Linked DNA regions of Mus musculus: region 1 is linked to region 2. Evidence: chromatin loops called from intact Hi-C (ENCODE). Cell type or tissue: heart. All regions are shown on one strand. Links, peaks and the distances in the headings refer to the core of each region. The heading gives the core; the rest is flanking DNA.

Region 1 (12,628 bases), core at 2,956-10,955, 120 kb before region 2:
TCTCCAATACAGAGCCATGGGAATTTATGCCAGGGCATGATGCGTGTGTCATGGCATGTGTGTGTATTGTTGGGCGAGGGGAGTCCAGGCTACTGTAGAGTAACACACCACAGGGGCAGCATTATTTGGGTGGAAATTCCAGTTCAAGTGCTATCTTCCAGTCCTGTAGACACTTGTCTGAGGCCCTGACAGGAATCATGGTGAATTAAATAGTCACTGTAAACTGGGCCCAACCAAGTACAACCCTGATTCCTTGAAGTCCCTCACTGTATAGTCTTATTAATCTGGAACTGTCACTGAACACTAGGGCCAGTTGCAAAAGACACTCAGTGTGCTAGAGGCCTACATAGCCTTCACTTCCTCATAGAGAAATGTGGGCCTAGTAGGATTTGCCTTCCAGATGGTTCTGTCTCCACAACTGAGCACTTACTTTCTGTCCTGACAGAGATGGTTACCTGCACTGAGGGTCAAGCTAATGAGATGGGGACCACACCAGGGAGGGAACTCAGACACCAGGAAGAATTGATCTGTTTCTCAGTTCCACTGCTCGCTACCCATGTCGCCAAGAGATCAGGCTCTATTTTTCCCATCCTTGAAATCATTCACCCTTCCTGGAGTTGGGAGAATTTGATAAGACACAGACAGTATTTAGGGTAGTTCCTAGCCCAAAACATTTTCTATTTAGAATAGCATGGGGCCAAGGGTCAGGGTGGGCAGTCATGTGAGCAGAGCAGAACATGTGGTCACCTGTTTTATGAATTCCTGATTGGGAGATGTAATGAACATCGGAAGGTGAAAGAAATAATTGCTTTCAAGTTCTCTGGAGAAGACTGCAGTGCCCCCTGTGTAGAGGTGGTGAGGGTGGTATTTTTAATTGCAGTACTGTTTCATTCAAAAATTTCTACAAGGAGCAACTAATACAGGAAGGTTGGAAAAAACTAAGAGAAACAGAAGGGATTCAAGCCATTTAGAGGGCAACATGCAGCTTAGTCTCAGCTGCTGATTCCTAGGAGAGCTGGGGCTGACAGGGGCCATGGGAATCCACTTCCCAAAGACTGGTCACTATCGAGACCTTGGTTCGCCACTGGCAGGATGAGATCCAACTGTAGTTGTATAGGGGGAAGAGATGTCACTCTGCCACAAGTCTGCATGTCCTTCTCTTCTGCCTTGAGAAAAGGCCATGGATGCAGCCTGATGTTTCCCATTAAGCAGTGTATGCATTAAGAAGCAGTGCATCCTGGGAGTGGGCACTGTGTGATACTGCTCTCATTGCCTTAGACACCAACCCTGGCATCAGTGGTCACTAACATTGTCCGAGGGGGACATTTTTTAGGCTCTATTTGTTAGAGCCTATGATGTTATGGTTGGGTTCAGCCACATTTTTTTTTCAGTGCTTTTCAAGGTGTCCCTGGGAACTGAGGGCTGTATCTTCCATCTAGTGAGGGATGCAATGGGGTTCAGAGGTGTGAACAGCTTGCCTTAGTTCATAAAGCAGGAAGACTTGACAAAGTCTAGCTCCCAGTCCCTAGCTTTTAGCTGCCCTCCAACAGCCTACTCTGAAGGAGTCTGAGCCATGAATAGTGAGCTGAGACCAAGAACTTGAAGGTTGACACTGATCCCCCTGCAGCAGTTCTTCTGGGTCTTCCTAAGACTCATTGTGCCTGGCACAGGAACTGAGACCCATTTGGAACCCATCAGAAGGTGGGCTGAATAGATGATTGTCCATAGGAGAGAAATGCCTGTGTCCCTTTGGAAACAGTCTCTTTAGCCTTGTGGGCCAGGGGAGAAGATGGAGTGGGGGAAAAGGGGAAGAGAGAGAGGTCTTTAGCAGGGGAAGGTCGTGCCTGCCTGGTGAGAGAAACATCCTTCTGGGTGACTGGCTCTGGGTTGACCATGCCCTCACCTAGAAGATACTGTCCTTGGTATGGTGTCTTCTTCCCCATTTCCTTCCTTCCTTCCTTCCTTCCTTCCTTCCTTCCTTCCTTCCTTCCTTCCTTCTTTCCTTCTTTCCTTCTTTCCTTTGGTTTTTGTTTATTTGCTTGTTTGTTTTGGTAGCCTATAGCAGCATGAACACCTAATCAATTAGGTCCCTACCATATTTGTTGCACAAAGATCACAAGTATATGTGTGGGTAGTGCCCTTGGGCTTTTCCCAAAAAGACCCACAGAATGAAGAAGCAAAGCCATTGTCATTTTTCTTTAAGTCAGAATGGCCATACCTTGACCTATCTCATTGTGCTTCCAAAGCCAGTTTGCAGGTAACACAGAAGATGGTTCTATCCAGACCATTAAAAACTGCACTTCAAGCCAGCCCTTGGGGAGTTCTTACTTGTTCCAAAGAGGGGTGTCTTCTTGTTCCATCGTTCCAGCCACTGGCTTGTTTGTGTGCTCACCACATCTGGCCTTTATTTGAAACTCCACCTCAAAGTATTTCATAGCACACAATATCTTTCCTTATTAAATTCTCCTGTACATTTTTTTTTTCGTAAAACAGGCACCAAAAGCTGCAGGCCTACCTGTGGCTCTGAGACTGTGTTCATAAACCTTTGGAAACCATTTGTGATTCGTTAATCACATTTTCAAAGGAAGTTACAGATTATAGATATGCTAACAATTGCCATATACGGTGCCTGGCACTGTAATGGGCTCCTTACGAATGAGGAACAAGGAAAGGAAGTTGGAGAGCCAGGCCTGGGATTTGTCCCACACAGAGGCTGCATGGGGGAGGGGAGAGCCAGTCTCAGAGCTTAACTATTATACTGTTCCTTGGAGGAGGCATGGAGGGAAAGTATGTAGAGCTGAGCTCTGCTTAAGCACAGAAGTGCACTCAGTAGGTGGCAAGGCATTTTATAAATCAGATGTTCCCAAATAATCATTAAAGTTATGAAGTCTGTAAATGTTTCACATAAAATGTATTTTTTTAAAGGAGTGCATTTTGCTAGAGAGATGGCTCAGTGGTTAAAAGTGCTTACTGCTCTTGCAGAGACCCGGGTTTTATTGACAGCACTCACATCAGGCAGCTTACAACTGCCTCTCACTCTAGTTTCAGGAGACCCCACACTCTCTTCTAGCCTCTGTGTGCTCCTGTACACATATGGGGCACATAAATCCAGACAGGCATGTACATACACACAGAGACACATAGATATAATAAGTAAATGATCTTTACAAGCTGTTCATGTATAAAGAGAAGGGAAGGCATTCGATGTATACAGTCTGATCACCTGATGCTTGGAACTCCAGGTAAGATTATTTTCAAGAGAAGTATGTGGTATGGGCTGATGTGGTGGTACAGACCACTAATGCCAGGCCTTGGGAGGCAGGCAGGTACATCTGTGTGAGTTGGAAGACAATCCAGTCTACATAGTTCTGGACTAGCCAGGACTAACAGGATACCCTGTCTCTAAAAGGAAAGGGATCAATTTGGGAAGCATACATTGACACATCCAAGAGGGCAAAGATGTCAGGTACGGTGTGGTCTAGGTATACATATATCTCCAGGATTCTCATTTCAGGCACAGTGTGGTCCAGAGCTATCCTATTCCATTTCCACTGCTTTCCCACAAGGGGCTTCATTTCCAGGTTGACTTAAACTAGGGGTCAAGGTGGCCATGAGGTGCTCCAAGCTCCAAGCTCACATCTCATAACATTAGCAGTGCCTGTACGTAGGGAACTACCTTTTCCGGGGCAATCCAAGAAAGCATCCCAGATGGAGTCTTTTGCGTTTCTTTTGCATTGTTGTAGGTTATGTCCCCATCTCTGAACTAATTCCTGCATTCTGGAATGATGTATATTGGCCTAGGTCCCTTGAGTGGTGATAAAAGAAAATGAACGGTTAGAGATGTGGCATACATGAGAGGATGCAGATGTAACTCCCATGGTAGGATGCTTGCCTACAATGTACAAAACCCTAGGTTCAATCCCCAGACACACTTAAGCTGTCCATAATGGTGCAAGTCTGCATTTGCAGCGCTTGGAATGTAGAGGCAGGCAGATCAGAAGTTCAATGCCATCCTCAACTACATAACAAATTCAAGTTCCACTTGGATTGTGTGGAACCCTATCTCCAACAAAGAAAAAAAAAGTCAAGGAGTTTAAACAGATTTCTCTCTTGTAAATGTTACCTCAGCAGAGCTGAGTACCTTAACACAAACATGGATATCTCTGTCAAGTGTCTAGACTCCCAACTTGTACATAGCAGAGGGGGACAATTGGTCATCCTTGTGTGACACCAACATATTCAGCAAACACTTCCTGCCTGTGACAGTGACAGCATTATTGAAGTCTCCTTCCTTTTGAGGAATTGGGGAGTGCTCAAGTCTGCACAGAGTCAGGTCTTCCTGGGTCAAGCACTCCTGTTCTGCCTGGGATGAGCTGCCAAGGGGGGAGAAGGACTTAGCCTGCCTGTCCTGGCAAGTTCTATTACCCCTACTTTACAGCTTGGTGGGAAGTGCTGAAGCAGGTCAGTGGTTTGCTTAGCACCAGACATCCAGGGTGAGGTGGGCAATGGTAGTGCCTCTGTACTCTTTTTTTTTTCTGACAAAATCCTGGGCATATTTTGAGGATAAAGATGTGTTTGGTATTTAGGACCTTAGAGTCAGTTTAAATTTAACAAAAGCTGAAATAACACGAGGCTCATACAGAAATTAAGGCAGGGTTTAGCAGGTGGTGAGGTATCCTTCCCAGTGCTGGCTATATGATCTTATTTGATTTTGCTATTGCATGTGTTACTTAGCTTGTCAGAGCCCATCTTCCTAACTATGGGACAGTGGGATGTGCAATGATAGAAGCAAAAATAAGGGAGGGGTACTCTAAGTAAGTTTGTGGGAAGAGAGGGGTGATGCTTAACTATCTGTCTTTACTGTTTTACACTTTGCATGTGTGTGGTACATGTATGTATTTGTCATGGGTATTTGCATGTGAACATGCAGATCTGAGTGCATGTGTGTACATGTATGTCCTGAAGCCAGATGTCTATGTCCGGTATCTTGGTATCTTTCTCAGTAATTCTCTATTCATTTTTAAAGGCAGGGTATCTTATAGAATCTGGTGTTCATTGGTGGCAAGACTGGCTGATCAATGAGCTCCAATGATCTGCCAGCCTCTGTCCCCATACCCAGTACCAATACACTGCATCTCCCTTTTACATGAATCTTGGGGATCTGAACTTGCATGGCGAGAACTTCACCATCACCATAGCCCCCAAATGCCTTATACTGTCAAGGTATTCAGTGTGTGTGTGTATACATGGTGTGTGTGTGTGTGTGTGTGTGTGTATGTGTGTGTGTGTGTTCTGAGTAATTAAATAAAGGAACATTGTGAAGTGACCAAAAGATGAACTCCTTCTTCCAAAGCAAAACAGAAGAATGGTTCTGACCCATCAACAGGCAGACCAACAATCTGTGATAGTATGCTTTTGAAGTTCAAGTTCTGGGCTGCCTGGAGTTTTTGAGAATGGTTCCTACTAAAATAGGCTTGGAAGCCAATGGCCTCTTTATCTGAGGTTCAGAAGGGCTGTCAGACTATCTTCCCACAAGGAAGGTCCAGAGTCCTAATACTCTATATACCTCCCCTGTGTCTCCTGCCTATGGCTCAGACCCAAGCCCCCCCCCCCTGCCCCCATCCTTCCTTCCTTCCCATTCCTTTTGCTTTTAGCAAGGCTGGCTCGCCCAGCTTCTATGCACACAGGAACTTTCCCTAACACGATCCAACTGCTAATCTGCTATCGTTTACAGTGGCTTCCGAGAGAACCACTTTCCTTCCTCTTCATCTGGAGTGGATCTGATGTCATAAAAGTGACTGTGAATGGTGAATGTCTTGTTAACTGGAAACCTCATAGACGAGAGTGTCGGCCCGGTTGACAACAAGCCCTTTTGAAGGCAGGCAGGGTAGCCTTCTTGGGTGGTGGTGGTGCAGGGGGAGGGGGAGACTTTCTAGAGATGGTGCAGGATCCCCACAGTGAAGTTGGCAGGGAATAAAGCGTATAGGAGCAACATTTGGCATCGTTTGGTACCACAATGATGTAAGAACCACCCCTCCTGGCCGGCCACAGTCTCCTTGATTGCACTGATGGCCATTTCAAATTTGTTTGATTCTAAAGTGGCAAAGGTTTCTCCTTTGTGTCTGGGGTACCTTCAGCAACTGTGTCTGCAATCACCAATCAATGTCTAAAGTGACAATTTGAGGTCTTAAAATATTTAGACTGACCTTGCATCTCTCTTAGATTCATTGTTTAATCAAAACAGGACTGAGTCAAAGAAGAGAAAAGAAAATGGGTACACCTCTATGCGTGTGTGTCTTGTATATATGTACAACTATGTATATATGTCAGTATACTATGAACTTGTGAAGTGTTTGCTTATCCTTAGCCTGCAGCAGAGGGCAGACTTTCCTACCTTATAAACACCCCAGTAAGCAGCAGTAAGGGCCTTAAGACACACAAATATCCAGACACAAGAATGTCCGGTCGATAAAATGGTACACTTGCTGGTTGACTAACACCGGTGATTTAGGGGGAAAAAGTGAAAGCACTCCCCAGTTATTAATGCACTCATCAGCTTTTCCAGAGAAATGCCCTAATGGCCATTAAATCTGGCAGCGATTCCCAATACTCACATCTACTGCAGGTGAAGGAGCTGTGTTTAGCTCAGCACTGCCAGGGCCAGTAGCAAACGGGAGGTCTGTGAGTCTGCAACATGTACTCAGGATGCTGAGCCAGAGTCCAACTGTGGAGACCAATATTTTGTTTCTCAGCTGAGAAGTCTGGAGGAGGTTTGAGATGGGAAGTTTATGAAGCTTAGGGGAAAGGACAAGATTTGATAAATATATGTAGGAAGCTCTTTCCTCTGACATAAAGGGCTGCGCACATTAGCTTTTGAAGAGAGATGGGTCTGCTCACCCTTCACATATTCCTTCCGAGGGTGAGATAAATATTCTTTGCACCTGACATTTTAGAGTCAAGGAATTCTCTAGACAAATGTATGCCAAGCAAAGAATTGACCTTTATAGTCTCCAAATCGGAAGAAAGGCGAATAGCCAGGGCTGACGTTAAAGTCCTTATATTGCCACCCACAGGGCTGATCTCAGGTACCTGATGTTTCCTCACAGCTCACACTCAGCAAGCAGGCCCTAGGAGGATAAAGATGCCCAGGTTGATAACTTTACGACCATTTGTCTGACTTTCTCCTCTTCCCTATGCTAGTATGAAGAAGGAAAAAAACGGAGGAAACCCAACTACAGTAGTGTGGATCTCTCTGAAGTCGAGTGGGAAGACCGGGATGATGTGGTAAGTGACCCTTTGCAGCCCTCATTGTCAAGGACAATACTGACCATAAAAGATAGGCCAGAGGACAGCAGAGGGCTGTGAAGACAACTGACCCTTCCCTTATGGTTGGAGTTGTATAGCTCCTCCTGCTAGTCTGCTGAGCCTGTACCCAGCAGGCTCTGGATTCCTCTACAGCTGATTCATTCCACTTCATCCCCAGTATAATTGTCAGGACTTGCCTTACCATCTTCAGAGAATCCTGTTGCTGGGCAACAGGAGACCCAGTAACTACAAAGACATGCCATCTACAGGCCAATAAGACAGGCTCCCAGATGGATAGAATGAACTTGTTAGGTCTACGTGGACACAACTCTTGTCACCAAAGAGTAGCAGAGGAGTGTGAGGGCTCAATTTCCCCATGTGTGGTCAGCCTCCCAGCCCCACTGCTACCTCCACTCCCAGTCCCCTGTCCTGTGCTTCTACCTGTCCCACGGGATGTCACAGGAAGCCATTTGACATCCCAGACTATCTCCTCTTGCTTTATAGAAACAGGGCTGGCGTCCTAACTCCCTTGTTGCTGCTTTCTTCATTTTCATAGCCTCTGCAATGTGAATGGCCTTAGCTAGCAGAAAGCTCAGGTTTTTCTCCCTTGTCTATAAAATGCAAAAGCCATATCTATTACAGAAATTTTACCTAGTTCTGTCTGGTTAAACCCAAGCTCAGACAAAATAAAATTGTCATTCAATAAAAACTACTGCCTCATCCACTCTTCTTTTCCTATCTGCCACTGCTTTGACATCATGGAGAGTCAATGACCAAGAAGAGTTTGCTGTCTTCTCTTCCTCAAGCACTGTGACCAGGATCCTGGTGGGTTTTTAGGGTCATCTGCAGCTCATGTGCTCTTCCCAACCCCTGCACCATTGTGGACAGCTACAATGCCAGGACTCAAATCTCACCTGTGTGGAGACTGTCTGTCTCTGGTGTGTGGCAATTACTGCTTCCCCTCATAGGTTGTCCTTGCAGATGCTTTGAGGATTGAACATACTGGTTGAATGAAAGATAAAAAATAAAAAATAAAAGTGCTTATACCACCGTGTGACTATGTGAGGATGCTGGAAATGGGCCCTCCCTCTGGGATCACAGTGCTGATTCCTACCCTGGTCCTTTGAGTAGCTTCTGCTCGCTTTCTCTTCTATGGTCACCGTTTCCCATGCTGTTTTGACCTCAAAGGATGCTCTCTGCTTCTTTCTTAGAAGTGTTGGTATTTACCATAGGCAGGATTTTTCATCTTTTCTATTGTAATCACCTAGGATGGAAGACTTGGTCATACTAACCCATACTTCCCAAGTCCCATTTCCCTCTTATTATCCTCAGTGCTCCTGCTAGTCCTGTGTGTGTGTGTGTGTGTGTGTGTGTGTGTGTGTGTGGTGAGGAGGACATCTCCTTTTGCTATTCATGGTTCTGAAATGATTTTTGTCTCCTTATCTCATTTTCCTTTATGGGTGGAGTTTCAAGTATCAGATTCCAAGCATGCATTTCATTGTCATCTAACTTACAGGGCTGGGTTCTAGGTGTCTACTCTCATATTTACCATATTCTTCATATTCAAATTGGCCTCTGGCTATTTTTTGTCTGGTTCTCTGTGGCAAGAAGCCCAAGGCATTAGTTCTTTTAATATCAATGTGCTTGACATAGGAAAACTTAAGTCACCATCTCTCCTGTGGATCTGGGCCCAAAGGAACTATTGGAGAATTTTGAAAATCTGTGTAACACATTCTCTTATGAGGAATGCACAGAGGCCCACATACCAATGTGCTAATGCAGAAGTTTGCAACTAAGTGACTAAGGACAGGGTTCAGGACAATGTGGGTAAAGGACTGTGGAAGCAGAGCTTTCTGGGCCACATAAGCAAAGCCTGCCTGGATGCAGAGAAACTGACTGGAGCATCCTACTTCCCATGGACAGCAAGGCTCGTGTATAATTTAATGAGCACGTTTATAGCATAGACCCTGCTGCATACTTCCAAAAATGACACAGTATCACATATGTCACTTAAATTTTTTGCAAAATAGTCTGGCCAAGAATAAAATAAAGGGGCTGAAAGGATGTTCATTGGTGAAGTGCTTGCTGTGCAAATGGGGGGGGGGGGCAGCTGAGGTTGATCCCCAGAACCCCTGTAGAAAGCTGGCCATGAATGGTGCAATTCCAGTTGAAATCTCAGTACTGGGGAGGAGGGGCCTGATCTCCTCTGATGGGGCCCAGCAAGAGATCCTTTTCTGAGGGATAAAATCCAACTTTAAACTCTGGCCCTCACCTCTCACATGTGTACACATACACATGTACAACCACTTGTGCATACAACTACATGTACATACATGTACCTATACAAACACACATACAAACACACACAAGAGAAAGGCAGAGCACACAGAGAAGTGTGCTCGTGACTTCCGATGTCACCATAGTATCAAATATCATGCCAATTATTGTGAAAAGACAGATATTTAGGTGGCCTGTGTGTCAGCAATGTCTGTGTAACCAGGGAGGATCATCTCCAGGGAAACAAAAAGTGTCTTAATTTTCTTTTAATTTTTATTTTTCCTCCTTCCTTTCCTTCTTCCTGCCCCTCCTAATCATCCTCCCTCCAACCTTCCCATATTTGGTCCAACTCTCAATGTGATAGCCCCTTTTTCTTTGGATACTACATATAATATTGTATATGTATATGTATATGTATATGTATATGTATATGTATATGTATATGTATATGTATATGTATATGTATATATTTGAGTGATATGTATATATATATATACATATATATATATATATATATATATATATATATATATATATTTGAGTGAGTGTGTGGGTATATGTGAATGAGCACGTGTATGCACAAATACATATAGATACAACTTGATGAGTCTGTTTTTATTGTTTGTGTGAATATGGTTTCAGGGCTGAAATTCCTAGAGATGGCTGAAGGAATTAAGAATGGTTTTCAGTTTTATTCCTGTTACATTTTAGTTGTTGCTGAATTTTCCACAGTGAACATGATTATTTCTATAAATAGAAAAGGCTCATATAAGTCACAATAGATACCAAATAAGGAACTTTTCTTGTGTACAGTCCCTCCCTCAGTGTAATGATGAGTTCATTACAGTCCCATCAAGAATTATCCCTATTTTGCAGTTGAGGAACCTGAGGCAGAGAACTTATGTCACAGGCTGTCTTAGTTAGCATTCCTATTGCTGGGAAGAAATGCCATAACCATGCAACTCTTATAAAGGACAACATTTAACTGGAGCTGGCTTACAGTTCAGAGGTTTACTTCATGGTAGAAAGCATGGTAGTCTATAGGCACACATGGTGCTGTAGATAGAAGGAGCTGAGAGTTCTACATCTGGATTAGCAGGCAGCAGGAAGAGCAAGTGAGCTACACTGAGTCGGGCTTGAGCATCTAAAACCTCAAAGCCCACCCTCAGAGGCCTGACACACCTCCTCAAACAGAGCCCCATCTACCCCAACAAGACCACATCTCATAATAGTGCCACTGCCTGTGGGAGCCATTTTCTTTCAAACCGACACAGTCCAAAGGTACACATCAGGCTATCTGATCCCGAGCCTGTGTCCTTGACACACCCACTCTAGTGTGCCACGGAGAAGGCCCTAGAGTTCCAAAGCCCCGGAAGACTCCATTTGGTATCCCATACATGTGGTGTGTTTTTACAAAGTGACTACAAAGTAAATGTCCATCCTTATGATGGTGTTGTGGGCGCTTTGAGCAGAAAACAGAAGCCTTTTCTTTGGCTAAACATGGCAGACACATTTCCCTTCCCCATTGTTCAACAGGCACCACAATCATCCAAGCCAGTGGTCTCTGAGTTTCTTGCCTCACAGTCATGAAAAATAATGATCAAAGAAGGATATCATAAGGGCAAGCAAGTGAAGTGGTTTCTTTAAGATTTATTTGTTTGTCTGTTTGTTTATGTGAGTGTTCTATATACGTGTATGCCTATATAACAGAAGAGAGCATCAGGCAGCAGAGGGCCCAGATCTCAGTATAGATGGTTGGAGTCTCCATGTGGATGCTGGGAATTGAACCAAGGACCTCTGGATGAGCAGCCATTGCTCTTAACCACTGAGCCATCTCTCCAGCCCACACGTGAAGTTTCACTGTGAAGTAAAGTGAACCCCCCTGGACCCTCCCTTGCAGCAAGGAAAGTTCTTGAAAATGAGCTTCCAAGTCCTGCTTTGGAAAGGGGCTGCATATAAGTCATGCATCCAACTGGAGCAAATTTAATTCAGTTTGAATTGTTAGTTGAGCATATGTTAAGTGGTCCAGTGAAATACATAGTCTCAGGAAAAAGCCCACCCATGGAAGAAAAGCACAAAAGGGTTAAGATTGTGTCGAGGTCCTGGAAAAGTATCAGTTTTCTTGGAGCTGTCTGTGGTTTGAGCATAACCCTAGATCTTTTATTTGCTACAGCCCTGACTGATGGCCCATAGAATGGGGGGCTACCTTGCTCTGAATCTTTATCAGTCTTTTAGCCACGGCACTACGGATTCTGTTTCTAACCCAACTGGAACCCAGGCGGTTGCAGTGTAAGCCTGTCTCCTACTGCCCTCAGAAAGCCCATACTTCTTCCCATGAGTCTCTTGGAAAGTGTCTCCAGAGCCCTTTCTTCCCAAAGCCCTATGAGGGTCTCACACTGGGACATATTCTGAGACCTTTGGTCATACACGCCCAAGGCCTTTCTTCTTCTTTATACAGTGTTCTCTCTCTCTGAACCTCACGCTTGATCCCTTGAACCTCGACTCCCTGTGAGCCCGAGCTGATGTGGAAAGGAAGGGGATCTGTGGCTGGGGCTCTCCGTGCCTGCTACCTTCATGTACTGATTGAATGTTTTCTTGGTAAAGAAATGGCTATTTACCTGCCCTGTCTCACACTCTCTTCCATCTTCACACTTGATTAGTTAACTTATAATTAGGGACTCAGAAGAGCAGGCCTCTGAAAGTTGAAAGCTCTGTCCTTACCTGGACAATAATTCACCACCAGGACAATGGGCTGTCATTACACAAGACTCAATCTACGATTACCTCTCTATCTCCTGGGAAAGCTTCCTTCAGTGGGCTCTTCCTAAGAGGGAAGAGCAACAGACCTCGGGTGGAATGAGCATCCAGCGTTAATTTAACATGATACTAGAAAAGTAGGTGCTTTGATGGAACACACAAGCTGAGGATCCCCAAGGACTCCAGGAAAGTGTTGAGAACCAGGTACCAGGGTACAGTCCAGAGGCTGACCAGGGGCTAAATTTTTATATCCCTAGAGGAGGTTTTGCCTTTTATGGTATTCATCTCA
Region 2 (12,628 bases), core at 2,104-10,103:
AGACATCTGTCATTTACCTCCCACCTCTGAATCCACAGGTACACACACAACTGAGTACTACACACATACACATGCACGCACACACAGGAAAATATCTTCCTTTTGGCTTGTAATAGTGCTCTCCAGCCAAGTGAACAGGTGGGTTCCTCTGCTCTTCTCAGTGCTTTCTGCCTGGGAGCTGCTTCCAGTGAGGGGGGATATTACAACCTAGGGTCAAGGCATACAGTGCTGTGTCCTTAGAAACGAGCTCCAGCCTGTCAGAAACCAACAATTGTCAGTTTTAAAATGTAATTTGCAGTGTACAGAAAATATCAATTACCTGAAAACTCAGAATATTTTTCTCCTTTAAGGTAGACCTCAAGATAGCCCACAGATGTATTCAAACGTAACCCTTGAAATATGATTTTGGGAATACTAAAAGCCATCCAAAATGTTCATTTAAGGACAAGATTTCAAAGTCATCTTGGTGAACTTAGCAGCCTCTGTGAGACCTGAGACCTTAGCAGGATGCTATCTAAGAGCTACATGTTTAACATGATTCTTCTACACACAGTGAGCCAGAAAGAGTCTGAGATACAAAGTTTCTGAGAGGCAGCTGAGAAGTTGGACTTTATAGAAAACACTGCTTAATGGAAACTTGAGAGGAAACATCACTTGGAATCCGGGCTTTTTGTTTCCAAACTGGCTTCCCTGCACTTAGTGTGACTTATTTCCAGATTTGAAATCTTCCCAAGACAGGTTTCCTCCATCCCTTTTAAAAAGCTCAATGACCCCTTGAGTCCCCAGCGATTGTTTCCACTTACAACCTTAATCCCTATTTGCATAATCCCTTTGTTTGCTCAGATATCCTTAGAGTCTGGGTCTAGCAGGCTCTGCCTGAGTTCCTTTTTCCTGGCCTCTTGTGAGCCAGTGCCAAGCTACACAGCCTTGGGATTCCTCTTAGGTCTACCTCAGCCACTCATTTCAGCGGGAACACAGATGCAGAATCAGCCGTGGTCTAACTCCTTGGCTCTTTCTGGGGCTCCAGGGAAGTGATGGTTTTAATGTCATAACACCTAATGAGCAGAGCATGGCGATTTGAGGCATTTGGTTTTAAGAAATTGTTGAAGTTAGTATCTTTCTCTAACCCTAAACATGGAGAAAGAGGGTCCCCTGGTTCAGGGATTCACTCGATGTTGATGTTGAAAGCCTTACTCAAATCAAATAAAAAAATATACAGCCTTGCAAAGCAGGGTGGGCTGGGAATAAGCCCAATGGGTTTCGTTTGTTTGTTTGTTTATGTTGCTCTCTGCTTGAGACAGGAACCTTTCAGCAATGTTTAGGGCACTATAAATTTATTCTTGTTTTATTCAAAACTGGATAATTCCTCCATTCCCAGTTCTGGTTCTTATAATTAAAATGCTCAGAGAGGAGGATTAGGCAGCTGTCGCCTCAGAAACCAAGATCTGGCATGCTTTTTCCTAATGGCAGCCACAAAAGGTGCTGAGGGTTTTCTGGACCTGCCGTCTGGAGCCCAGCTCTCTGCCAGTGCCATCGTCTGCCTTGCAAATCTGCACACCACTTACATATCTGGCATACCTAGGCACAAAGAGCCAACTGAGGAGGACATGGTATTTTCCAGAATTCAGGAAATTGAATTATCCACATAGGAAATATCACAGAGTAAACAATCCAACTGCTTTTTTTAATTAAAATATTCTGAAATAAAGATTAGGCTGTCAATGCCTTCTTTTATAGCATGCAGGGGATTTTCTGAGGGGATAAAATCACATGTCCATATGGTTATCATTTTTTCAAGTCCAAATATGTAAGTGCGAGAAAGGGCAGCCCAAATCCTACATAATTCATGGAAGGCATTAAAATCAAGTGTGTTCAATTTGTGCGTCTCTCAATGAACGATGCACAGTGATGGAGAACTGTGAGTCACCTTTCCAAAGGGGAGCCGTGCGAATTACCATTTGAAATTAGTTACATGATTCCAGCCCCTCAGCACCAGGCTGTGAAATATTAGCCCCTAGAGGGTAAAGGTTTAAGCATCGTTTGCTGAACTTCCTCCTTCCTCCCAGTGATAACCCTTGTATTAGATCATGTTTATTTTACTTGTAAATCACATCTCACTACAGGGGAGTTCAAAGTTTTAAGATGTTAGTTTTGGGATACAGTATCTAAGCATTTTCTTCCTTTAGCTAGACCCTCCCTGGTTTTTAACATGATATCCATCTCTCTAAAAGAATAACATTGTCTCTATGTAAAAACCTTAAGTCAAACTACAAACATCTTATGTAATTCATTGTTTTAACGGGGCGAATTCTTCCCTCCAGCCCTATAAGGCCTTTCTCTCTGCAGCCAAGTGGATAATGACGGAACTTGTCTTGTAAGTACCATCTGCTACGTTCTTTTCAACAAGTCTCCTGATCCTGTTTCTCTGATAAAGTGAATGGGGAGTTGGCACTTCCTGTTCTCTCTGACCTTAGATCCATGGAACACCTCAAAGTACTGAACTCCGAGACTACAAAGTTATCTTGTTTTAGTGTTGGCCATTCGCAAGCACTCTGCAAACCTCCCTGTCATCCTTGAGCAGACTAACAGCTTAGGATACACAAGCCAAATCTATTTATTGTGGTTACTGTTAAATTTAACACGGATGCCTGGCTGTCTTAATGCTGCCTGGGTGGGCTGTGGTCAGGAGAACACACAGCTAAGCTGTCCACTGTTGCTCTGATGTCTTGGCTTGGGCAGGAGCCAGGCTTACAGGGGCTACAGAGAGAGCTAGGGGTTCTTCCTAGGTATGAGTTAGTAAGTTTACCTTATCAAATTGAGGATCCCGGGAGACTTCGTGACTTAGGTCAGACTTGAAATGTGACAAAGATGGAAACTCTGGCCTCCAGATGAGATGATACATCGCAGCGACAGTGTATCCCAGGAAAGAGGAGAATTCCATGAGTAGAATGTTCACCAGAACGCCAAAGTGTCACTCTCTTTCTCCCAGCCAGGAGCTAGTGCTGTAGATGTAAGGCAAACCCCTTGCCATTTGATGAATGGACATTGCGATAATTAATATATATATATATATGTATAAGTATATAAATGTGTATATATATATTTCTATATATAATATATCATATATGGATGTAGATGTAGATATACACACATATACATACATGTTTGTATATATACATATATATACATAAATATGTGTATATACACATATACATATAAATTTAGTATAAATCTATATTAATATAACAATGCTTATACAACCAAAGACAAACAAGTGCAAAAGAGAGATGGAAAATACATTAAGGCTAGTGGTAGGATCTTTGTGGTAGGATCTTTGTGGAGAAGTAGCTGTTAGGGATAGTAACCATGGGTCTGAAAAGTGCATACCTAAAACATTTTTTTTTAATCTATCGCCATTGACTTAGAAGGTGATTATATCACCTTTGTTTGCATCCTTCACTAGCAACTGAGAAATTCTGGTTGTTCTGAAGTTAGGTTATGGCTTGATTTTTGCTACAAGTTTGCTGAACTCCTCCTATATTGCTGCAGAGCATGGTTCTGACCAAGAAGAACGTTCTGTTTTGAAGTTCTGAAATAAGGCAAAAGGCCCTTTAGAAATTGGCTATTTATTATGAAATAACCTAGGCTAGAAGAGGAGTAAATATAGGTGAATGCCTAGAGGCTGACTCTGACCAAACTGCAGACATTTCTCAAACCAGGAATCCATCTCAACTAGGACACTGTGAACCCAGGCCATGGAAGGTAAAACAGCTTCTTTCCAAGTGAGCTGAAACCTAGTGGCAATTCAGTGGAGTCTCAACTAGCCACAGCGATGTCCGACAAAGTGTAATGTTGTTTATTTCAAACAGGGAGGGGCAGCACAATGACATAAAACAGTACTGCTCTACCCAGGCTTAGCTGATCTCGTAACCCTGGGCTTTTCCACCATTTCTTTAGGTTCCTGGTGGAGTTTAACCTGTGCAGTTGGTGGCACTCCGACATGACAGCTAAAGGTAGGTAGTGACTGGGGTTTCTGTTTCTTAGTGTGAGTGATGAATCCCAGGTCTCTGATGCTCTTCATCAGGGATCCACTGGCTTGCGTTAAATTAACCATGTAGGACGATGTGACAGTTCTTCAGCTCTGTCAGCAGAGAGGGAGCCTCTCTCTGCGAAGCCTATGCCACATGCACTGGGACACAGAATGGTACAGATCCTTTCAGGCCAAGTTCACTTTGACCTGTTTCCTCAGCAGGGGCAGAGGAGCCACCCTTTGTCAGGGTTTGAAACCTTCAGAAAGCTGACAGGCAACATGAAAGGCCAAGAGATGCAGACAAGCCACCACCCCTGGCCAGGCTGGAAGAGTGGATCAGCACTCTAGCTTTGTCTGCACAGCTGCAGACACATGAGTTAATGATCTGAGTGCTGGGTAATGAATACTCTCAAAGGCCCAAGTCTGCAGTATATCTAAAGTTAGGCTTAACTTTAGCAAATGAATCGATCTCACCAAGGCTCACTTTCTCTATAATTAGCACAGTGTCTCTGTCTTTCTGTATTCAGTCTCTCGGACTCTTTCTCTGTCTCTCTGTGTGTGTATATATGTGTGTTATAAGTCATATTGCCTGATTACAAGAGTAAATGGGACCTAAGATGCTACTATAATTAATTAATTAATTAATTAATTAATTAATTGTAACAGATACTGGTAGAGCATGTTTATTATCCTAGTCTAGAAATTCAACGTAAGTGAGTAACAGAGATTGGTAAGAAGGTTGACAAGTCACTCACAATGCCAAATAATGACTTCTTAAATATCTCTTAATGTGAACAGTTTAAGATTCTAATTCACCCACCAAAAGGTCTATTATACCGGTACTGCAAAATTTTTAATTAAATTTATAAAATATTGGTATGCTTAGATAGCCAGATGCAAGGACTCATGCATGTAGGCCCCTCAGCTACTCAGAAAGCTGAGGCGGGAGATTGCTGTGAGTTTAGGAAGAGGAGATTAGCCTGAGCCACAAAGCAAGATTCATACTCTTTACCATAAAAATATATAAAATGATAAACAAAATCCAAGACAAAAGACTAGTGATAGGGATACAGTCAGAAATCCACATGAAGAATAGGAAATTAGTAGACAGAACAAACTACAACTCATAGCGACAGCAAAAAAGACTATTATATCCACTAAAGAAATATTACCTCTGGTATGAATTTGCTTTTGTTGATATTATTCACACTGTATTTTTTAAAAGGTGGGATGGAGCAAAAGTAAATCAGTATGGCTTGAGGGCCCAGGTTACAACTTGATTAGCCTCTCTACACCATCTTTCTATGGTGCCGGTAACTGGGAACAAGGACCCACTCTGTTTAAATGAGGTTGTGCTGCCTCTGCAGTGGCTGTTAGCTGGCAAGTTGGACCCTACCTGTGCAGGCAGGTCTGGGAACCTCTGACTTCCCTGGTGCCTAGTAAAGGTTCATTAGATATGGTACAGGTTTGAAGAGGGCACTGAACACATGTGCATGAGTCTAGTGTAAAAGTGTGTGCTCATGCTTTGCGGGGTGGGGTTAACTATTTCTTAAGAGTAAGCTTTGTGCTGAGGGTAGTAGATGCATCATCTTTTGGTGGTTAATTTTTATCTTGGCATTCCTCTTCACAGTTGAGGACAGTTTTCTCTCAGTAGTTTTTCTGTACAGCTGAGAATGATCCCAAACTTTTGATCCTCCTGAATCTATATCCTCCTCTCCCGTGCTGGGATGTTTGTTGGCTTTTTTATTCAATGCTGAGGAGTACATCTTCCTGAATGGCAGACAAATAGTCTACCAACTGAGCTGCATCTTCAGTCCTCAAGAAAGGCCATCTTTATGTCAATTCCACTGCCAGAGCTCCCATTCTCACCTTGTCCTGTCATCTCAAACATCTATGCTAGTCCAAAGACTTAACAATTTCTTTCCTTTCCCTTTCCCTTTCCCTTTCCCTTTCCCTTTCCCTTTCCCTTTCCCTTTCCCTTTCCCTTTCCCTTTCCCTTTCCCTTTCCCTTTCCCTTTCCCTTTCCCTTTCCCTTTCCCTTTCCCTTTCCCTTTCCCTTTCCTTTCCTTTCCTTTCCTTTCCTTTCCTTTCCTTTCCTTTCCTTTCTATATTTTAAGAGCCCATTACTGTGATCCTTGCTTTGTCTGGAGCTGTACTGTTTAACTGAAGGGAAGCTCTGTCTCCCAGCAGTCACTGCAATATCTGGGGACAGTTTTGATTGTCATAGCTTGCTACTGGCATCTAGTGGGTAGAGACCAACATGCTGCTAGACATTCTACAACACTCATGACAGCACCTACAACAAATGGATAGCTGAGCAAGTAGTGCCAGCATCGAGAAGTCCTGGCCATGATGGAGGGCACAGATCAGGGCACAGTGGCATGAATTCTGTAGACACTCTAGAAGGTTCCCACTCTGAGCATTACATCCCCTATTTCTTCACAGGCTGCCCCAACATGGATGAAAATTATAATGCTCTGCCTTGAGAGTCTTCTTACACCCCACCTCAAAGATAATTTCCAGATGTCCCTTTACTCTAGATAGACCACCAGTTCTCAACCTGTAGCTCTCAACCCCTTTTTGAGGTCACGTATCAGATTTCCTGTATAACAAATAACTTACAATATGATTCATAGCAATAGCATAATTACAGTTATGAACTACTAACAGAATAATATTACAGTTGGGGGCTACCATAACATGTATTAAAGGGTCTCAGTATTCGGAAAGTTAAGAATCACTGCTCTAGACTGTGACACCTTCATCACACAGATTATAAGGAAAGCTAAGAAAAGCTGGTCCTTTATGTTGCTACCAAGGGTATGCTGGCATAGAGCATAATACCAGAGTGCTGGGAAACTTTCGTAGATCCCCTTCAAACTCCTTCCTCCACCTTAGCTGAAAGGTAGCCACTGGTATTACATATCACCAGATCTCTCTGAAGACACAAGACATGTAGATAGGTAAGAAGATAGAAGCAGAAAGAGAGAGGGAGGGAGGGAGGGAGGGAGGGAGAGAGGGAGAGAGAGAGAGAGAGAGAGAGAGAGAGAGAGAGCACCAGCCAGCGCCTCAGCTGACTTTCTTTGAGCATGATGTGGATTCCTGCATGGGAACTGTCTTACTCAGCCCACTGCCACCTACTTTACTGGGCATTAATATGATTTTTGCTACATTGTATATGAAGATGCTGAAATGGATGTGTGTATGTGAATTCATCCAGGGGATGCTGTTGTGAGAACATTTTGTTAAAAGTCTGTGTAAATCTTGAATTTCGTGCAGGGGAGGAACGGTCTTAGAACCATCTTGACTTGCAATTCATTCTAAATTTACCATTCTCTCACTAGATAAAGACTCTGAGCTGAGACATACGTCTTTGTTTTAGCTAAAAATGGAATCCATAATTATACTGTTTATCTGCCTCATTTCCTTGATGAGGGGGACTGTGGAAGCCCGCTTCTACTTGATTACCACAAAGGTCTCATTTGGGTGAAATTTCACAAAGAGAATGGAGCTTGCTGGCACCCTGTTATGGATGGGGATGTATCCACAGGACAAAAGGAGAGGGAAGCTATTCAAATGGCAAATCTATCCATTCCCGATTGCCTGCCCTTAATTACTGTGAACCCAAGCCGGTTATTCTCATCAGGGACATTTGTTGCTAAGGGGAAATTCAAGCAATCTGATTGTGTTCATGTCCCCTTGAATGCTCTCTGGGGAGCGAGTGGTGGGTCATGGTGACTTCAGCTTCAGACACCCCTGTAACTGGAATGGGAGACAGATCAGAGTATCTGCAAGTGTGGCTCCGGGGTGAGACTGTCCAGGTGCACACTCACAGCTGCATGCCTTTGAGCAGGCATCTTACTTTCACAGATTTTTGTGTCTTTGTCTGCCAAATTATGCAGTAGCAGAGCTTTGCTTATTGTGTGGTAATGAAGGTTCTGTTCACAGATGCACTGTGGCTCTACGTGAAAGCACATCCCGACATGCTGCTGAAAGGGCTTAGTTAAGTAAACTGAGATGGTAGAAGGGTACCACATAGTGTAGAGCACATGCCTAGTATAGAGCATGTCTTGGATTCCATCCCCAGCATAGCAGTCAATCCATATTTAAATACATAAGATTATGACAAACCATTCTTTGTAGAACTTAAGGCAGACTATGTCCAGATTCTGAGCCACATCTGTCTCTTCTGGGAGAAGAAGTGACCTAGGCCAGCATCAGCATCTTTGAATACCCTTACCTTTGTTAGATCAGGTTTAAGTACCCAGACTTAAAACAGAACTCAGTAAGTAGATTGCTGGCAGCTTTGGTTATTGGTTTGAAATTCCAAAGATAAACAGTACTGGCTGGCAGATATGGACGGTGTTTTCCATGTGCTCCAGACAGAAAGGTCCAGGTTAGTTAGAGTAAATGTGGCTATGGCTTTGTGGGATAATTCGTAAAATTGCAACTTCCAGCCTGTCTACAGTCATGCTGTAAATAGAGTCAACAGTTATCACTCTATCAGCACGAGTACCCTACAATTGTCCAAGGAAAAGGATTTCATCTCCAGAGAGGATCAGAGCCAAATGAGCTTTGCCATGGACATTTTGGACCCATTCCATTATAATAGGGTCTGGACAATTAGAGTTAGAGATGGTGAAATTATCGGGCTTATTTGAATCATGTGTGTGTGCTGCCTCCCCCAACCTGCCTCAAAGACCTCTCACTTTGTGCCATTGGCCTGACTTCACAAAGCCATGAAGCATTTTTATGCTGGAGCAAAAAAAAAAAAAAAAAAAAAAAAAAAAAGCCCAAGCCAAAAGTTGTCTCTACTACCTACTCCCTGGGTGACTTTGGACAATTTAATTCAGTCTCCTCCCTTCCACCTACTCTAGGAAACAGAGATTTTTTAAAAGAAAAAAGTTTCTACCTCCTAGTTCATTTCTTAATCTTGTCATTTTTCTTGTTGTTGTTGTTAAATAAATTCACGTGTACCAAGCAGAACAGTGCCTGGCACACAGCAGTTCTTTAACAAACTGAGTTGTTTGTTAGCAGGTTTTACATGATGCTTACATGTGTGTGCCTCATCGGCTTATAGTCTACACTGTTGTGTATTTAATCTTTATTTCATTTAAAAAAGAGCCTTTTGAGATTCAGATAATTTAAATATAAGAAAAGGAAGCTGCCTAAATTGGACATTAGAATCACTTGCCAGGCAGAGAAAATTAATTGTGAAGAACTGTGAAAATAAGATGTGTTGCCAAACTATATCCAGATGGCCCCACCTCCAGGTAAGAGGAAGGGGAAAGCGAGGTGACCCAAAGGGCCCAAGGAAAGTTGCCTACTCTCAGGAAAAGGTGCTTCTGCGCTTTACAAGACAGAGGCACCGAGGAAGTTCTGGGCCTGGGAAGGGAACAACTTCTCCCCTTCTCCCTCAGGGACAAGCAGTTTGTTGCGAGCGACTGAATTTCTCCCATTTGCTAGCGACTGAATTTCTCCTATTTGCTTTATCTGTTGAGTATGCTTAGAAAAACAAACAAAAAAACCAAACCAAACAAACAAAAACACTGTCCAAGGGGAGATGATGGAGAGATGGAGACATTGCTCAGAAGTGAAGAGCATTTGTCCTGTGTGTGTGTGTGTCTGGGTGTGTGTGTGTGTCTCTGTGTGTGTGTGTGTGTGTGTGTGTGTGTGTGTGTGTGTGTGTGTGAGAGAGAGAGAGAGAGAGGGAGAGAGAGAGAGAGAGAGAGAGAGAGAGAGAGATATTTCTCCTGAAAAGCAGTGTGTACATTAATGTTCCCTCCTCAGTCTAGCCCTGTAAGGTGACCTTAGGTCAGTTAAGTCACTTGTTCTAGTGAAAAAAAGCTGAACTAGACTCTGAATTATTTTATTTTAAATAAAAAAGCATATTCCAGGATACTATAACTCCAAATAGTTTCCTCAGTGGAAAAACACATATGTTAGACACAGTTGTACTAGAATGTAAATGCATTGGACACAGCTTATGGATGCCCTAATAATTTTTTTTTCTTGGAGAAAAAAGAGTTTATTTCATCTTATATCTTACAGTATATTATGAAAGGTAGTCAGGATGGGAAATCAAACATGAACTTGGAGGCAGGCACTGAAGAAGAGGTCATGAAGGAATAGAATGACTATCTTGTGCAGACTGATTTCTTATTGCAGCTATTCAGGGATGGCACTTGCAACGTAAATCACAAGAAAATACTCAGTGATCTTTTGCCTACTCGTCAATCTGATGGAGACATTTTCTTAACTGAAGTTTCCTTTTTCAGTTTCACTCCTGTTAGAAAGAAGGAACGAGGGAGAGAGAGAGAGAGAGAGAGAGAGAGAGAGAGAGAGAGAGAGAGGCGAGGGCGTGAGAGAGAGAGCGCGAGAAAGAGAGAGAGAAAGAGAGAGCACGCAAGAGAGAGCACGAGAGAGAGAGAGAGAGAGAGAGAGAGAGAGAGAGAGAGAGAGAGAGAGATTTTTCTCAAAAAACCAGCTCCTGGTTTTGTTGATTCTTTGTATAGTTCGTTTTGTTTCTACTTGGTTGATTTCAACCCTGAGTTTGATTATTTCCTGCTGTCTACTCCTCTTGGGTGTATATACTTCTTTTTGTTCTAGAGCTTTCAGGTGTGCTGTTAAGCTGCTAGTGTATGCTCTCTCCAGTTTCTTTTTGGAGTCGCTCAGAGCTATGAGTTTTCCTCTTAGCACTGCTTTCATTGTATCCCATAAGTTTGGGTATGTTGTGGCTTCATTTTCATTAAATTCTAAAAAGTCTTTAATTTCTTTATTTCTTCCTTGGCCAAGTTATCATTAAGTAGGGTGTTGTTCAGCTTCTGTGTGTATGTGGGCTTTCTGTTGTTTTTGTTGTGTTTGTTCTGTGTGTATGTGGTGTTTAGTCTGTGGTGATCTGATAAAATGCATGGGATTATTTCAATTTTCTTGTATCTGTTGAGGCCTGATTCACGACCTATTATATGGTCAATTTTGGAGAAGGTACCGTGAGGTGCTGAGAAGAAGGTATATTCTTTTGCTTTAGGATGAAATGTTCTATAAATATCTGTTAGATCCATTTGTTTCATAACTTCTGTTAGTTTCACTGTGTCTCTGTTTAGTTTCTGTTTCCATGATCTGCCCATTGCTAAGAGTGGGATGTTGAAGTCTCCCACTGTTATTGTATGAGGTGCAATGTGTGCTTTGAAGTTTAGTAAAGTTTCTTTTATGAATGTGGGTGCCCTTGCATTTGGAATATAGATTTTTAAAAAAGATAAGGAAGGACACTTCATACTCATCAAAAGATGCCCTAATAATTATCCGACTGTTCACAATTAGTTATTTTGCAAATGTTGGTCTCATGGATCCTCTTAGATCCCACAGAATCCCAGGAAGACAATTTGCCCTGGTTCTGACATTCATCCATATGTACCTGGAGCATAACCTATATTCTATATATCACATTTTAGAATTACAAATGTAAATTTTATAGACAAGCTGAATTCCATGCCTACATCAGCCAAAACAAAACAAAAACTGGTGATTGTGGGGAATCTGAAGATAGCCACAGTACAGGTATAAATTAGTAGACCTACAACTCGTCAGTGCAGAGTGCCTGAGCCGCCAGCACCCCTACTTTGTAGAGGAGTATGCTGAGGACTATCTAGAAGAAGCAGAGTGGGGGGTCTGTCCTCCAGACTTCCCTTCCATAGGAGCCTATGCACTTAACCATGTGCTAATTGGCATCATTTAAAGTTGCAACGCCAAGGACACGTGTGCCGTTTTGTTACTGTTATCACTGTTATAATTAATCCAACACTTAACACTATGTACTAAGCCCTTGTACTCAGTACTCAACAGTGTTTTACTCACTTCTCCCATCAACCTCTGAAAACAGCTTGGCTCACTTCCTTCAGTGCAAATAAGAATATTGAGACTTAGAGTTTAGATCCCAACTACTAGGCAAAAGTTATCTAAACTAATTACCTCCAGCCTATATAGATTGCCTACTCTGCACTCATTCTCATATCCCCATTATTTAAACTGACACAGAGTCTTCTTGACTTAGAACCTCCATAATAATAAGGTTGGGTCTATGCTATACTTCAAAGATATTATGTATTTTACTATACAAATACATTCACAGTGCAATTTTCTTTAAATAATAGAACTATGCAATTGTATCATGACATTTGTCTTGCCCTCAATCGTATGGTAACATGATGCAGCTTACATTTTTATGTGTGTGTTCAGATTCCCATATGTATTGCTGCTAAGTTTCTGTGTGTCTGAGGTCAGAGACCCTTTGGCTGAAGTTGACCCAGAAAGTCGAATTCTTGTGATGTATAAATGATAGCTGATGAAGCCAACACAACTGCTTCAGGAATTATAGCTTACAGAGTTGCTTGGCAGATGAAATCACTGAACTAATTAGAAAATAATGCATTGTGCTGTGCCTAGAAAAATCGCAGAGCTTCTTAAAGGAGAACTGCATCTGAGATGGGTGGTTTGCCAGGCATGGCTGTGAGCCGGAACACCAAGCTTTCATTATTTTCTTCCCTTTTTTCCCTGCAGCCCAGAAACTGAAACAGACCCTGGAACCTTGTGATACTGAAT

What was found. Peaks named below come from ENCODE experiments on the same cell type or tissue, not always from the same donor. Only the 100,000 strongest peaks of a DNase experiment are listed, where the experiment ranks them.
Region 1: it touches region 2 in a loop (10-fold over the local background); 9 of 42 quality-filtered maps call a loop at or near these places.

What each region holds. Positions count from the first base shown.
Region 1 is chr14:29,067,713-29,080,340 of GRCm38, reverse strand. It overlaps Cacna2d3 (calcium channel, voltage-dependent, alpha2/delta subunit 3), which reads left to right. Exons shown (of 38, transcript NM_009785.1): 18 at 7,201-7,284. Among named protein-coding and RNA genes, the nearest start is that of Lrtm1, 56 kb to the right of the region's middle. In heart, for the core only: a CTCF peak has its summit at 6,370 (motif pointing right); no DNase peak of the experiment used is centred there; H3K27me3 peaks cover 1,257 bases.
Region 2 is chr14:28,943,627-28,956,254 of GRCm38, reverse strand. It overlaps Cacna2d3 (calcium channel, voltage-dependent, alpha2/delta subunit 3), which reads left to right. Exons shown (of 38, transcript NM_009785.1): 33 at 2,322-2,374; 34 at 3,958-4,013; 35 at 12,587-12,628. Among named protein-coding and RNA genes, the nearest start is that of Lrtm1, 68 kb to the left of the region's middle. In heart, for the core only: a CTCF peak has its summit at 6,273; no DNase peak of the experiment used is centred there.